Linked DNA regions of Homo sapiens: all the other regions are linked to region 2. A link is an interaction called in ENCODE POLR2A ChIA-PET data of the cell type or tissue named here. Cell type or tissue: Panc1. All regions are shown on one strand.

Evidence for each region. ChIA-PET counts read pairs that join two places held together with the same protein. Peaks named below come from ENCODE experiments on the same cell type or tissue, not always from the same donor. Only the 100,000 strongest peaks of a DNase experiment are listed, where the experiment ranks them.
Region 1: POLR2A ChIA-PET joins it to region 2 with 11 read pairs; 2 of 35 experiments call an interaction of 5 or more read pairs at or near these places.
Region 3: POLR2A ChIA-PET joins it to region 2 with 18 read pairs; 3 of 35 experiments call an interaction of 5 or more read pairs at or near these places.

What each region holds. Positions count from the first base shown.
Region 1 is chr3:148,978,024-148,983,023 of GRCh38, reverse strand. No RefSeq gene overlaps it. Among named protein-coding and RNA genes, the nearest start is that of GYG1, 11 kb to the left of the region's middle. In Panc1, no CTCF peak of the experiment used is centred here; no DNase peak of the experiment used is centred here.
Region 2 is chr3:149,552,331-149,557,330 of GRCh38, reverse strand. All of the region lies in intron 3 of WWTR1 (WW domain containing transcription regulator 1), which reads left to right. Among named protein-coding and RNA genes, the nearest start is that of TM4SF4, 80 kb to the right of the region's middle. In Panc1, no CTCF peak of the experiment used is centred here; a DNase peak (open chromatin) is centred at 2,260; H3K27ac peaks cover 5,000 bases.
Region 3 is chr3:149,368,264-149,373,263 of GRCh38, reverse strand. TM4SF1 (transmembrane 4 L six family member 1) reads left to right here. Exons shown (of 5, transcript NM_014220.3): 4 at 1,397-1,577; 5 at 3,384-4,242. The coding sequence ends at 3,398. Among named protein-coding and RNA genes, the nearest start is that of TM4SF1, 6.9 kb to the left of the region's middle. In Panc1, CTCF peaks have their summits at 1,600, 1,802, 4,481 and 4,680; DNase peaks (open chromatin) are centred at 2,239, 2,505, 2,717 and 4,999; H3K4me3 peaks cover 3,710 bases; H3K27ac peaks cover 5,000 bases.

The sequences.
Region 1 (5,000 bases), 570 kb after region 2:
ACCTGAGGTCAGGAGTTTGAGACCAGCCTGCCAAAATGGCGAAACACCGTCGCTACTAAAAATATAAAAATTAGCCGGGTGTGGTGGCTACTCTGGAGGCTGAGGCAAGAAGAGAATCACTGAACCCAGGAGGCAGAGGTTGCAGTGAGCCGAGATCGTGCCACTGCACTCCAGCCTGGGTGACAGAGCAAGACCCCATTTCAAAAAAAATTTTTTTAAATAAATAAATAAAAATAAAATCTTAAAAAATTTTTTCTTCTTTTTCAAGATTGTTTTGGCTATTCTGGGTAATTTGCATTTCCATATGAATTTTAGGGTCAGTTTATAAGTTTCTGAAACAAAGAAAGCTGGGCTTTTGATAAGGATTTCATTGAATTTGTAGATCAGTTTGGGGAGTATTGCCAACTTAACAGCTTAAACCTGCTTTTTTTTTTTTTTGAGACAGAGTCTTGTTCTGTCACCCAGGCTAGAGTGCAGTGGCGCGATCTTGGCCCACTGCAACCTCTGCCTCCCAGGTTCAGGTAATTCTCCCTGCCTCAGCTTCCCAAGTAGCTGGGATTACAGGCACCTGGCACCATGCCCAGCTAATTTTTGTATTTTTAGTAGAGACAGGGTTTCACCATGCTGGCCAGGCTGGTCTTGAACTCCTGACCTCAGGTGATCCACCTGCCTTGAACTCTCAAAGTGCTGGGATTACAGGCATGAGCCACCGTGCCCAGCCTTACAGCTTATGCCTTCTAATCCATGAACATGGGATGTCTTTTTATTTACCGAGATAGTCTTCAGTTTCTTCCAATAATGCTTTGTAGTGCATTGCCTTTTTTTTTTTGAGATGGAGTCTCACTCTGTCGCCAGGCTGGAGTGCAGTGGCATGATCTCAGCTCACTGCAACCTCCGCCTCCTGGGTTCAAGTGATTTTCCTGCCACAGACTCCCGAGTAGCTGAGACCACAGGCGTGTGCCACCACACCCGGCTAATTTTTTATATTTTTAGTAGAGACGGGGTTTCTCTGTTAGCCAGGATGGTCTCGATCTCCTGACCTTGTGATCCACCCGCCCTGGCTTCCCAGAGTGCTGGGATTACAGGCGTGAGCCACTGTGCCCAGCCTGTGCATTGCCTTTTAAAACAGGTAACAAAACCCAAAATTGGGTCTGTTCGCTATATAAACCCCATGGGCATGACAACTGATTTTCATGTGTGTCAGATATTCTAAATTTATGCTGGTATCTAAAATCTGATTATCATGGAGCTTTATACATAGAGTAACATTGCTTTGGTCCTTCATAAGACAACTTTTACAAAACTGTACTTTGGCATTATCATTAGTAATAACTACCACTTAACCTGATACTAAGGTTCTTTTACATATTAACACATTTAACCTTTCCAGTGATCGAATGAGGCAGATATTCTGCAATCCCCACTTCAGAGATAAGGCACAGAGCTTGCCCACTATACTGTAACTGGTAGTTTGTACAGCTGTGATTTGAACCAGGGAGCCTGCTTCCCCAGTCTGTACAATTAAGCACTGTTTGGTAATATGTATGGGGTGTCCACTGCTCAAAAGCTGCAAAAGGGTATGTGTACAATGAAGTAACTCTTATCTGCCACCTTTGTCCTCCAGCCACCAGGTTCTCTTTCCTAGAGTGGCATTCTGTTCTTGGCTTTCTCTGTGGCTCTAAGGGTGCCTCAGAAATCTCACTATCATGGCTTTTCCAATGTGCCATTGAAGACATTCACTATGTTATGCAATTTCCTCTATTGAAAGATCCATGGGAAAATTGTCACACTGGTCATCATATCAAAAATAAATGTTGCATTTCCTTAACACTTAGATTTTTCTTTATTTCATAGAAACTTTGATGTTTATAAGTATATCAAACACATAGAATACATGTTTTCCTCTTTTGGGAGGCCAATTAGAAACTTGGAGCAAAATTTGTAGCCACTTCTAGTCATTATTTAGGCTCTCTACCCTGCATTTATTTATCTATGCTTTAACTTTTTTCCCATTATTATACTTGCCTCACTTATTTATGAAGTTGTTTGAGATCCTTTGGAAGTAGGAGGGAATGGGGAGTTAATTAGTAAATAATTAAATGATAAGAGGGTTTCTAGTGGGAGTAGAACGGAAAGATGAAATTCAGCTCAATTTCGGTGACTTTGGAGGTTTTTCTAGTGATTTGTTAGTAAAATGAATATTTCATAAATTAAAGAGGCATAGTTATTGATCCAGACACGGGAATAATTTTCTGTAATTAGTTAAAATCCTGGGCTGGGCCCAGGGGCCCACGCCTGTGATCCCAGCACTGTGGGAGACTGAGGCAGGAGGATTGCTTGAAACCAGCCTGGGTGACACTGCGAGACCCAGTCTCTACAAAAAATAAAAAATTAGCTGGGTGTGATAGGGTGTGATGGTGGGTGCCTATAATTCCTAGGGAGAGGTTTAGTTGGGAAGATTTTTTTTGAGCCCAGGAGCTTGAGATTATAGTGAGCTATGATAGTGCCATTGTCCTCCAGCTTGGGCAACAGAGCAAAAACCTTGTCTCTAAAAAAATAAAAAGAAAAATACAGTGAATGCTTGATCTTTTCATCTTACTTTTATTACGTGTTCTGCCGGTAATGTAATAACAACATGATAGTGGTCAAAAAGAAGGATAAGATTGTCCAGGATCTCTAACTCTCAGTCCTTCAAATATATTTCACCTTTCAAACTTTGGTTACCATATTTGTGATCTTTTAGTTCATGGGTTAAATCATTTGGCAGTTACTTTTTCTTTAAAATCAACTTTATTGAAATAAAATCTATATACAATAAAAGTCACTTTTTAAAAGTAAAAAATTCAATGAGCTGTGATAGATATAAACTATCACCACAGGTATAACCATCTCCACAATCATTCACAAAACTTCCCTCTCTGCCTTTATGGTTAATCCCATTCCCTGTCCCCTGGCAAATGTAGCTCTGATTTCTGTCCATATAGATTTGCCTTTTCAAGAATTTAATACAAATGTAATAAAAGAGTATGTAGTCTTTTGTGTCTGTTTTTTTTTCTCAGTGTAATGCTTTTGAGATTTATTCATGTTGTTGAACGTATCATTGGTTCATTCCTTTGTATTGCTGAGCAGAATTATTTTGTGTGCATATATCACAGTGTATTTATTCACTTGCCAGAAGATGGACATTTGCAGCACTGTTTGTGCCAATATAAGATATGCAAACAACCTAAATAACCGTTAATAGGGGTCAGGTTAAATAAACTATAATATATCCATGCAATAAAATACTATGCTATGCATCTGTAGAAAGCAATAATAATAATGACTGCTCTTAATGTCTATGATAGAATGTTCTCCAAACTATATTGTAAAAGAAAAAAATAAGGTACCTGCGACAGACTAGGAATAGAGGGGAACTTCCTCAACTCAATAAAAAACATCTACAAAAAACCTACAGCTAACATCATACTTAATGGTGACAAATTGGAAGCTTTGCTCCTATGATTAGGAACAAGGCAAGGCTGTTCTCTCTCAATGCTGCCTTTCAACATTGTGCTGAAAGTCCTAGCAACAAGAGGAGAAAATAAAATCAAAAGTATGCAGATTGGGAAGGAATAAGTAAAACTGGTTTTGTTAAAAAATGACATGATTATACAGAAAATTCAAAAGAGTAGACAAAATGACTCCTAGAACTAATAAGCAATTATAGCAAGGTTGTAGGATACAAGGCTAATATATAAAAATCAATCACTTTCCTATATATCAGTAATGAACAAGTAGAATTTGAAATTAAAAACATAATGCCATTTACATTAACACCTTCAAAAATAAAATACTTGGGTTGAAATCTAAGAAAGTATGTACAAGATCTATATGAGGAAAACTTGATGAAAGATATCAAAGAATAATTAAATAAATGGAGAGATAGTCCATGTTCATGAATAGTATCTCAGTCTGTGCTGCTATAACAAAATATGATAAGCTGAGTAGCTTAAAAACAACAGAAATGTATTTCTCACAGTTCTGGAGGCTGGGAAGTTGAAGATTAAAGAATTAGCAGAGATAGTGTTTGGTGACGGCTTGTCTCCTGGTCCATAGATGTTGCCTTCTTGCTGTCTTCTTCCATGGTGGAAGGGATGAATGAGCTCTCTAGGAACTATCTTATAATAAAGGGCACTAATCCCTCATGGCCTAATATCCTCCCAAAAGGTCCCATCTCCTAATACAATCACTTTGGGGGTTAAGATTTGAACTCTTGAATTCTGTGGCAACACAAACATTCAACTATAGAGGATAAGAAGACTCAATATTATCAAGATGTCAGTTTTTCTGAACTTGATGTATAAATTCAATGGAACCCCAATAAAAATCTCACTAAGTTATTTTCTATCAACAAACTGATTCTAAAGTTTATAGAGACAGGCAAAAGACCCAAAATAGCCAACTCAATATGAAGGAGAATAAAGTTGGAGGACTGACTTCAAGACTTACTATTAAATCAAGACAGTGTGGTATTGGCAAAAAACAAACAAACAAAAACAGACACATAGATCAATGAAACAGAATAGAGCGCTCAAAAATATACCCACGTAAATATAGTCAACTGATCTTTGACAAAGGGGCAAAGGCAATAGAGAAAAGATACTGTTTTCAGGAAATGCTGCTGGAACAACTGGACATTCATACATGAAAAGAAAAAGAATCCAGACATAGACCTTACACCCTTCCCAAAAATTAATTCAAAATGGATCACAGACAAATGAAAAATGTAAAATGCAAAACTATAGAACTCCTAGAAAAATAACATGGGAGAAAATCTAGATGACCTTGGGTTTGATGATAACTTTTTGGATACAACACCAAAGGCGCAATCCATGAAAGGAAGAATTGATAAGCTAGATCCCATTAAAATAAAAACTTTCTGGTCTTCAGAGAACGCTGTCAAGAAAATGAAAAGACAAACCACAGACTGGGAAATATTTGTGAGAGACATAACTAAT
Region 2 (5,000 bases):
GGAGGCCCAGGCGGGCGGATCAGCTGAGGTCAGGCGTTCGAGATCAGCCTGGCCAATATGGTGAAATCCCATCTCTATTAAAAAATACAAAAATTAGCTGGGCGTGGTGGTGGGCGCCTGTAATCTCAACTACTTGGGAGGCTGAGGTAAGAGAATCGCTTGAATCAGGGAGGCGGAGGTTGCAGTGAGCTGAGACCGTGCCATTGCACTCCAGCCTGGGTGACAGAGTGAAACTCTGTCTCAAAAAAAAAAAAAAAAAAAAAAAAAAAGAAGATTCCAGTAGGGAACACTAGGAGTTTTATGGGGAAGTTTTCTATAGTCTTTTTAAATACTGGGTAGTGGCATGATCTCAGAGCACCAGCCAGTGTTCACAGAAGACCAAAATGAGTGTATACTACATATGCATTTTGATTCAAGGATAACATTTAGAAAATCCAGAACTGTAGTTTTTTTGTTGTATGTTTTGTTTTCATTTTTAAGAAGGAAGCTCCTTTTGACACACCTTCTCAAATAAAATTTAGAGCTACAGGCTTTTATTTTGTTTTGCTTGGGATCAGAATCTCCTCTTTGTAAGTGTTTAAAAGCAGAGCTGCTTTGGTTTCTGTCTGTTCCCCCATCCTTGCCCCAAACCTTATTCCTTTCCTTCCCAAAGATCCTGAACCACTTTACAGGGCTGAGAGACAACAAACCGAGAGGCATTGATCCCAAGGAGTGGCCTCTTTCCTTCATGGTTTGTTTGTTTGTTTGTTTTTGAGACGGCATCTCACTCTGTCTCCCAGGCTGGAGTGCAGTGGCGCGATCTCGGCTCACTGCAACCTCCACCTTCCGGGTTCAAGCAATTCTCCCGCCTCAGCTTCCCAAGTAGCTGGGACTACAGGCGCGTGCCACCATACCCAGCTAATTTTTGTAATTTTAGTAGAGACGGGGTTTCACTATGTTGGCAAGGCTGGTCTGGAACTCCTGACCTTGTGATCTGCCCACCTCGGCCTCCCAAAGTGCTGGGATTACAGGCATGAGCCCCTGCACCCGGCCTGCTTCACACTTTTTGACTCACTTCACTGTGTGCCCCCAGAGTCTCTGGATTTCTTCAGAATTTTAAATTTTACCATAGAGTGTGAAATAATCTGGCAGTTTCCCATGCAGTCCAGGCAGTCAGCTGGAAGGAGATTTCTATCAGTCTGGAATAGAGGCCAACCACAGTGCTCACCACAGGCAAGAGGCCTCAAGGGACCTGGTCCCGGCCCCTCACCCTCTGCTCCTCAGCCACATGGGCTGCTCTGATTTTGCACAAGTACTCCAAGCTCACAGTTTCCACCTTAGGATCTTTGTACTTGTCCCCCACCCTGATTTCCATACTTCATTCAGATTTAGAGCACACATCACTGCTTCACAGAGGCCTTTCTTAACTTCCCTGCCTAAAATAGCTCCACATTTCTTTGTTCAAATCCCTTATCACTAAAATTATTCTGTACATTTGTTATAGCCTGTCTTTTCGTTAGACGATAATCTCCTACAGGGCAGGGACCTTGCTGTCTTGTTCATCATTGTATCTCTACTTCCTAGAAACAGGGGAAATGAATAGCTAGGTGAACCGTAGATCATTGGAAAGAAAAAAAATCATCTATAGTTCTATAAGCGAAACACCACCACTGTTAATATTCTAATACTTTTTCATTTCAAAGGTAATTAACTTTTTGGGGGTCACTAGAAATCCTATAAGATATATGGGTACAGTCCTCAATGAAATGCATATTTATACAGGTTTCCAAAATTTGGCATATACTTCTACCAGATTTCCTAATCCTGTTACCCCTGGTTACATTCTTCTTTCGTTTTTTTTTTTTTTCCTGAGTGGTCCTGGCCCAATGCAAAGCACCTAAACCACACTATTGTTTTTGCTTATTTGATTGCTGAAAAAGGCTGTTTCTTTAATTTGCATTAGTGTGATTCCTTACGAAGCTGATAATTTGCCATATTTTATTACTAATTGCATGTTCTCTTTTATGAATCGTTCAAGTCTTTTGACTACCTCTTGGAATCTTAGTATCTGTTACATGATCTCCATAATAAAGATGTTTACTAAAAGGGCATGCTATTAAAAAACACATGCACACATTAAAAACTAGCAACTCACGCTGGCAACTTTTCTTCCATTCCGTGTGGAACACAGCTGTAGATTCGTTTTCTCTTAGCTTGGGCAACTGCCATACTTCGCACCTGGAGTAGTTTTAAAATGATTCAGGAAAGCTAACCAATAAAAAGCTACAATAAACTCTCTACTGACTAAAGAAAAATAAATGCATGAATCAGAGTTTCCATTTCCTGCTGGATAAAAGTATACCTATTGTCTGAAGATAACAAAACAGTTGTAGTTGTACTGCTATTGCCCAACCATGGAATTATATTCAAAATCACAAGGACAACTTTGTGAAGCAGCAAAGTGAATAACTAAATTTCCTCTTTTTCACAGGCTAGATAATTGTTTTTCTAAATTCACTAACTCCATAGAGGTGCTTCCTGCCACGGGCCACTTGTGATAAATCTTGAGATATCCCTGCAATCAAATGGAGTCAGAGTAGCACATTCTGATGCTGCTTTAGGTGGAAGAAAGAGTTCTTTCTTTACAGGAAAAAGGATCCAGAAGAAATCAGCCTGCCAGAAAGATGTGATTTTTTTTTTTCCCTAGACTTCCCTGGATATATTATAATGATGAGAACTAATGTCTGAATCCTTTAAATGCCAATAAAATATACATTTGGGGTAATGCAGTTATTATGAAAATATAAAAGCCAGTGTTACAGGCATTTCTATTTTACACCTGAAAAAGGAGAGTTGCCTAGATACTTGCACACTGGTGTGTGGACTACATTATTGTTTGGATGGGCAGGCAGGATAGCAAGTAGGAAAATCATTTCCTGGTGCTAAAAATTCAGGGTTTCCTGTGAAGTAAACGAAGCTTGGGTTACAAGTCTAAAACTAGACAGGCTTGGGGCATCTGGAGGACCGGAGGCCCATCTGGCAAGCTTTGGGGCACCTGGAAGTGGTTTTAAGGCTTGAAACAGTGAAGCTGGGAAAGTGTGGCTGAATCAACATATATTCCAGAGCTCTGTGCCTTATCAACTGAGCCGGCTGAGAAATTTCCTTGCAGTTATTCTCACCCAGAATTGGAATAAAGGGCTCAGTGTGAAGTTGGGATAGTACAACTTCTCGGTTTAATACTTTACAGATTTTTGGAACCAAATGCACCCTGAAGTGAAAAGCTGCTTTTTTTTTGCTGACCTTGTTGGATGGCTAATACTGTTTCTGGGAAATAAGAGAAACAAGCGGCTCATTGTTGGCAGGAGCTGAGAGAGACACAAGGAGGGCGAGAGACGCGTCTGCAGCCCTTTTTTTCCCTTCATTGTATCGTGACTGAGTCAAGGCTGGATTGTGGCTGGGTTTTTCTTCCTACCTCTGTAGACATATGTTTTCCATCAGACAGGGCTGCGTGACACCTGACGTTGGCCAGTTCACATGAGTTAAGCCATGGACGGCGCATAAACAGAGGAAAAGACCCGCAGCTGCACCCAGACACTCTTGATGCTGAAATATTTTTCAAAGCTTGATGTGGCTGGGTCTGCACATAAGTCAGAAACGATTTACACCTGTATGTTTTGGCTTGCTTCTTTCAGTTGCATATCATTATTCCCACAAAGCCTCTATGGCCAGAAGGTCTACCATTGGCTGATGGCAGCACCTCTCCTTCCCATATATAAGCCTTTCTAAATTATGAAATGTGAGTTTTCAAAGTTTATTTGATTTTTGTCTTTTTTTTTTGGAGGATTGAAGAACAAAATGCTCTACCATTTCTATAAAGTGAGGTCACACAAATGGTGTCATCAAAACATGCGATTCACGTTGATCCCATCATTTTAAAGTAAATAAGTTAATTAAAATAGTCTGTTAGACTTTTTCATGAAATAGGGAAAAGGAAACACTACTTGGCCTCATCACCAAATTTAACTTATCACGTATATTTTGATGACTACGAAAAAGGATTGGGCAGTGATTGGTGATCCGTTGGTGATCATTGGGCAGTAATTGGTGATCCATGCAGCTGATGCCAGCTGTAGTATTCTAGCAGGCGTTCCGGGTTTCCTAGGTTTGTCGCAGCCTGTTCCTGAGATCTGGGCTGAGGCATTTAATCTTCCAATATTCTTCATCTCTAAAATAACTGAATTAGTCTAAATCATTGGTTTTAAAGTCTGTCCCAAAGTCCCATGCTAGAATCTCAGGGGGATGTGAGCAGAAGCTAACCTTAGTGTTCAGTTTCCAAAAGCTGGGCCCTGTTCAATGTGTTTTAAACATTTGTTTAAAGTTTCAGCATGACACTTGAGAAATGCCTGAAGGGAAAGCAGAGTGAAAGCAAGACCAAGATGATTTAGAGAAGACAGTCAAAGGTGCTGACTTTAAGTGCTAATTTCCTCAGCTGATGAAAGAACCCTGGGACATAAGGATAGCCTCTGCTTCAAGCCGTACACTTGGCTCTGGAGAAGGATTCTACTACTAAAGAAAAGTTTGAGAACCATTGCTCTAAATGGACTAAGACCCTTCTATCCTGAATTTCTATGGTGATAGCACAAACTCGGGTAAATACATGGCCCTCACCTATAATGAGTGCTGTGGGGAAAGTGATGAGTTTGTAAATCATGTGTGAAACTCAGAATGAAATGGGGCTAAGCAGGCAACTATGCTCTGGAAGTAAGAGGAAGCAGCAACTAGAATGTGGTACCCTTTGGATATTCCCCTATGAAACTCTAGAGGTAAGGGTTAAAATGCATCCTCTAGAGAAGATGAGTTATGGGTGAGGCGTTGCCAGTTTTTTTCTCAGTTCTCATCTTGATTATGTTTCTATTTGAAATTTAAAAAGCCTATGATGATCATCTTGCTATAAATGGAACTGATATTTTGTTACCAATTTCTAACCTCCCTTAACCTTACTTTGGGGAGAATGTATTTAG
Region 3 (5,000 bases), 180 kb after region 2:
ACCTCAGTATGGTTTGCTGACATTTCACAAAGCAACTTCATATTGTTATTTATCATTCAACTGCTTTTAAAATGTGCTGAGTGGCTATTGTGTGTCAGATACTGTTCTAGCGGCTGGATATACAATGATGAATAGGTCTGGCTCCTACCTTCATGGAGCTCAGCCTTATTGAATAGATACATAAGCAGCTGTTCTCCCTGGACTAGGTTAGATGCCCTTCCTCTGTGGCTCTTCCATATTTTGTTTACCGATCAGCATATCTGTTGCATTGAGATTACTTGTGACTTGTCTCTTCCTTTAGAAGCTATGCTCTTTCAGGACAGAGCCCGTGCCCTGTGCTCCATTATATCCCCAGCTCTGGCTCAGTGTCAGACTCACACTGACTGCTCAATAATCTTTGTTGAATGAGCAAATGCAGTGTGCTACATGCTATTATCAACTCTTGGGCACAGCATCATGAAAGTGAAGAGCTATCAGCCGGGCGTGGTGGTTCACGCCTGTAATCCCAGCACTTTGGGAGGCTGAGGCAGGAGAATGGCTTGAACCTGGGACGTAGAGGTTGCAATGAGCCAAGATTGCGCCATTGCACTCCAGCCTGGGCAACAGAGTCAGACTCCGTCTCAGAAAAAAGTAAAGAGCTATCAAATTAGTTGGGTTTAATCCCATGAATTTGCTTCCTGTTGCAAATTAATTTATTCCTTAAAAACAAAAAATAGCTTTGTTCCAAAGGTCTCAGTTGAAAAATTCCAGCATATTAAATATCCAAACTTGCCAGAATTTGGATAATTTTCAGCAGTAACAAATTGAGATGTAATAAAATGATCTAAATTAATATTTTAAAGTTCAAAAAAAAAACTAGCCTAAAGAGATTGTATTTTCTAAATATTCACTCAATATTGAATACAAATACCCATCTTTTATACCAATAACAACAATAAAATTGGAAAACAGTTTTAAAAAACACCTACACATACTCTACTTTAGCACATGAATTATTTTCATTTTTCCGCATTTGCTCGTAGTTTACTTCCTACACATACATGAATCTTACCTAGCTTTAAACACAGCACAAATACAGTTCTGCATTTTTATTTTTGTTTATAAGAATTCAGATGCCTGTTAGGGAATATAAATATCATTATAAGGTGAGAATTTCTGACCATGTAATCCTAGATTGGGGTCAAAAATTATAAATTATAATTTTATGTTTATCATTACAGTAGGATCTGGGCTAAATTCCTCCATTTTGTGGAATGACATGCAGTGGAAGAAACTTACACAGGATATTGAATAATTCATTCCTTTTTTCTGAATGAAAAACCACCAAACAAAAGTAGTTTATGAAGTATCCCCTCAAGTATGACCGTGTGTCAGAAGTTTCTCTTTTTACCCACAGGTACCTTCTGGATACCTCCACATGGTCCGAGTGCACTGAACCCAAGCACATTGTGGAATGGAATGTATCTCTGTTTTCTATCCTCTTGGCTCTTGGTGGAATTGAATTCATCTTGTGTCTTATTCAAGTAATAAATGGAGTGCTTGGAGGCATATGTGGCTTTTGCTGCTCTCACCAACAGGTAAGAACCTGCATGAAAATGTCGTAGTCTGGCCCTGGTGTTAATATACCATTGTTTTCATCATAAAGAAAAAGGCAAAACCAAACATGCTCGACCTACCAGCATTTATTCTGATATCATCTTTGTAGCAACACAATTATAGCATTCACTTTAGCTGTCAGTAACAAGCTTCCTCGAGTCTCACAGTCACAGGATTGTCTTAGTTCTTTGCAGTTGGCTCTATGTACACAAGAACATGCTGCCCATAGACACAGCGCTCCCTTCAGGATCTAATTCACTGCCTCTGCTCTCGCTGCAGAGACAGAAAAAAAAGTGATGTCTGCTCTTTGTTTGCTGTTATATTCCCAACTAGTATACATAAGTAATAGCCAACCATTCAATGCATCAGGCACTATGCTAAACCCATATGACTCAAATATTAAGCAATAGGCTTAAGATCACCTACTCAGGAAATAACAGGCTTCAAACCTTGAGTCGCTCTGTGCAAAAGCTCCTACTTTTAACCTGTATTCCACACTTGCTGTTTGGTTGGATTTTCTGCAATTCCTTCCTAATAAGGAGTCATAAAAATGCCTAAGCAGTAAGTATGGAGAATCACTAGCAATCTTTGAACAGCAGCTCATGAAAAGCCTTTCGTTGTGAAAGAAAACCAGGAAGCACTTGTTTCCTGGGGATATGATTTAGGAGAAAAAAATGCATTTGTTTGTAGCAGTGAAAGTTCTTGTTTCTATATCCTCCTAAAATATATATATTATTGAATTAATGAAAGTCCAGCTTTGATCCTATCTTTGAGAGGGTTATTTTATGTCTTATATTTTTCAAACCATTTACTCCTCTGGTGCCAGATCTGTTAACTTTCTTTTAAAAATAAGACAAAAACCTAATGAAAACTGAAAGCCCATTGCTACCATGAAAAACTTTGCTGAAAATAAAAGGAAACTTTCTGTAATTTTGGGGGAAGGTTAAAATGAAAATCTAGTTTTCCTTATCAGGCAAGTATAGCAAGATTAATAATTTCTTTGGCAAATTTCCAAGAAAATAAGGGAATGGGAAACCTTCAATATGGAGCTTCTTTCAAGCAGTACGGTTGGGGAAGGGCAGAGAAGTATCCTCTAGGGATTGCTGTCATGCAGCTTACCTTTAGCCTTGAATTTCATACAAGGCAGAGTTCAAAGTAAGTGATTACTTGTACTAAATGTACTCACTTAGTACGTTTTGGGGACAGGCATAAAGAGCCAATGACCAAAATGGCTGAAGTGATTTGGCAGGGAATGATACTCTCCTCTGATTTGGGGTAGTAAATACACCAGGTTTCCCAGCTGAGTCACTGTAGGGATGGCTTCTTCCCAGATACTACAGGGAAGATCTGTTACCTTTGTTTATAAGACAAAAGACACTTTCAAAGGGCAGGTCTTTTCATGTAGAAGAGTCAGGTCCATAACTCGGTAGCATTTAATTTGAAAGGTTACCCACATTGAGCTCATACCAGTGTGAAACTTCCATGGCATTATCTTTTAAATCCCTAAGATTAAAACCCCACACAAATGCACTCAAAGCAACCCAATATCAGTATCCTGCAGTTTCTATGGGCCCTTTCTGCAGCCTTTACTCATGGAAGACAAGGGATCTGGGTTTGTTTAGGAAACATTTTGTGAGCATTGTCCAAGCCCTAAGTATGGTTGGCCTAAGCTTTGCTGAAGCTAAGATCAGTCTGTTTATGTTTGCTTAAAATAGGAACTTAAAGGACTAAAATGTCATCATTATTTATCCTGATTATAGCCTAATGGTATTTTATTTTCTCTACAGCAATATGACTGCTAAAAGAACCAACCCAGGACAGAGCCACAATCTTCCTCTATTTCATTGTAATTTATATATTTCACTTGTATTCATTTGTAAAACTTTGTATTAGTGTAACATACTCCCCACAGTCTACTTTTACAAACGCCTGTAAAGACTGGCATCTTCACAGGATGTCAGTGTTTAAATTTAGTAAACTTCTTTTTTGTTTGTTTATTTGTTTTTGTTTTTTTTTAAGGAATGAGGAAACAAACCACCCTCTGGGGGTAATTTACAGACTGAGTGACAGTACTCAGTATATCTGAGATAAACTCTATAATGTTTTGGATAAAAATAACATTCCAATCACTATTGTATATATGTGCATGTATTTTTTAAATTAAAGATGTCTAGTTGCTTTTTATAAGACCAAGAAGGAGAAAATCCGACAACCTGGAAAGATTTTTGTTTTCACTGCTTGTATGATGTTTCCCATTCATACACCTATAAATCTCTAACAAGAGGCCCTTTGAACTGCCTTGTGTTCTGTGAGAAACAAATATTTACTTAGAGTGGAAGGACTGATTGAGAATGTTCCAATCCAAATGAATGCATCACAACTTACAATGCTGCTCATTGTTGTGAGTACTATGAGATTCAAATTTTTCTAACATATGGAAAGCCTTTTGTCCTCCAAAGATGAGTACTAGGGATCATGTGTTTAAAAAAAGAAAGGCTACGATGACTGGGCAAGAAGAAAGATGGGAAACTGAATAAAGCAGTTGATCAGCATCATTGGAACATGGGGACGAGTGACGGCAGGAGGACCACGAGGAAATACCCTCAAAACTAACTTGTTTACAACAAAATAAAGTATTCACTACCATGTTGTTGTTGTTTAGTTTCATTATCCTTAAAAGTTCTCTTTTTTCTCCCCCCCCCCCTTTTTTTTTTCCAGTTTGCAAGTTATGTGGCCCCTATTGCTAACGGCTTCCTGTCTTTTTGTTTCTTTATCCTACTCTCTCATCCTCTTTCTCCTCTTCTTTCTCTGCTGTCTGTAAATTGCCATTGCTGTACCTGTGGGATCATCACCCCAGTTAGGCACTGGTCCTTTCTACCAGGTGCTGCAAGTATCAGCCTCCCTGGAAGGGTAACAGGCATTTTTCTCCTTACTGTACAGGGTTAGGCTCTTTCAAGTGACAGGATTCCTGGACTTATTGGGAATTTTCTATAGAAATGTTCCGTTTTTGGTGTTCATTGGTCTGGACAACAGATAAGCAAATTTATAAAGAAGCATAACCAGCTATTAGACAGCAGAGCTCCTCCTATGGGCAAGCTGCCCTGCAGTGGGCGGCTCCTGACTGAAGGTTTCAGCCTATTCTGTACCATAGTCCCTCTGGCAGGCTGGTGAAACCTACAGACACCTTCGAAGAATAATGTTCATAAATTCATAAAATGCATAGAATTATGAAGAAAACCAATACACTAGAATATTTTATGAAAATGTTTTTTTAAACATATAGTGTAGTTGTCTTGACAGCCAGCTCTGTCACGTCAACACCTGTGGATAGCAATAACGTGTGTCCTAACAGCCTTCTAAGGAGTCGGTCTAAGAACTATCCTACTTTTTTTTTTTTCACTGAG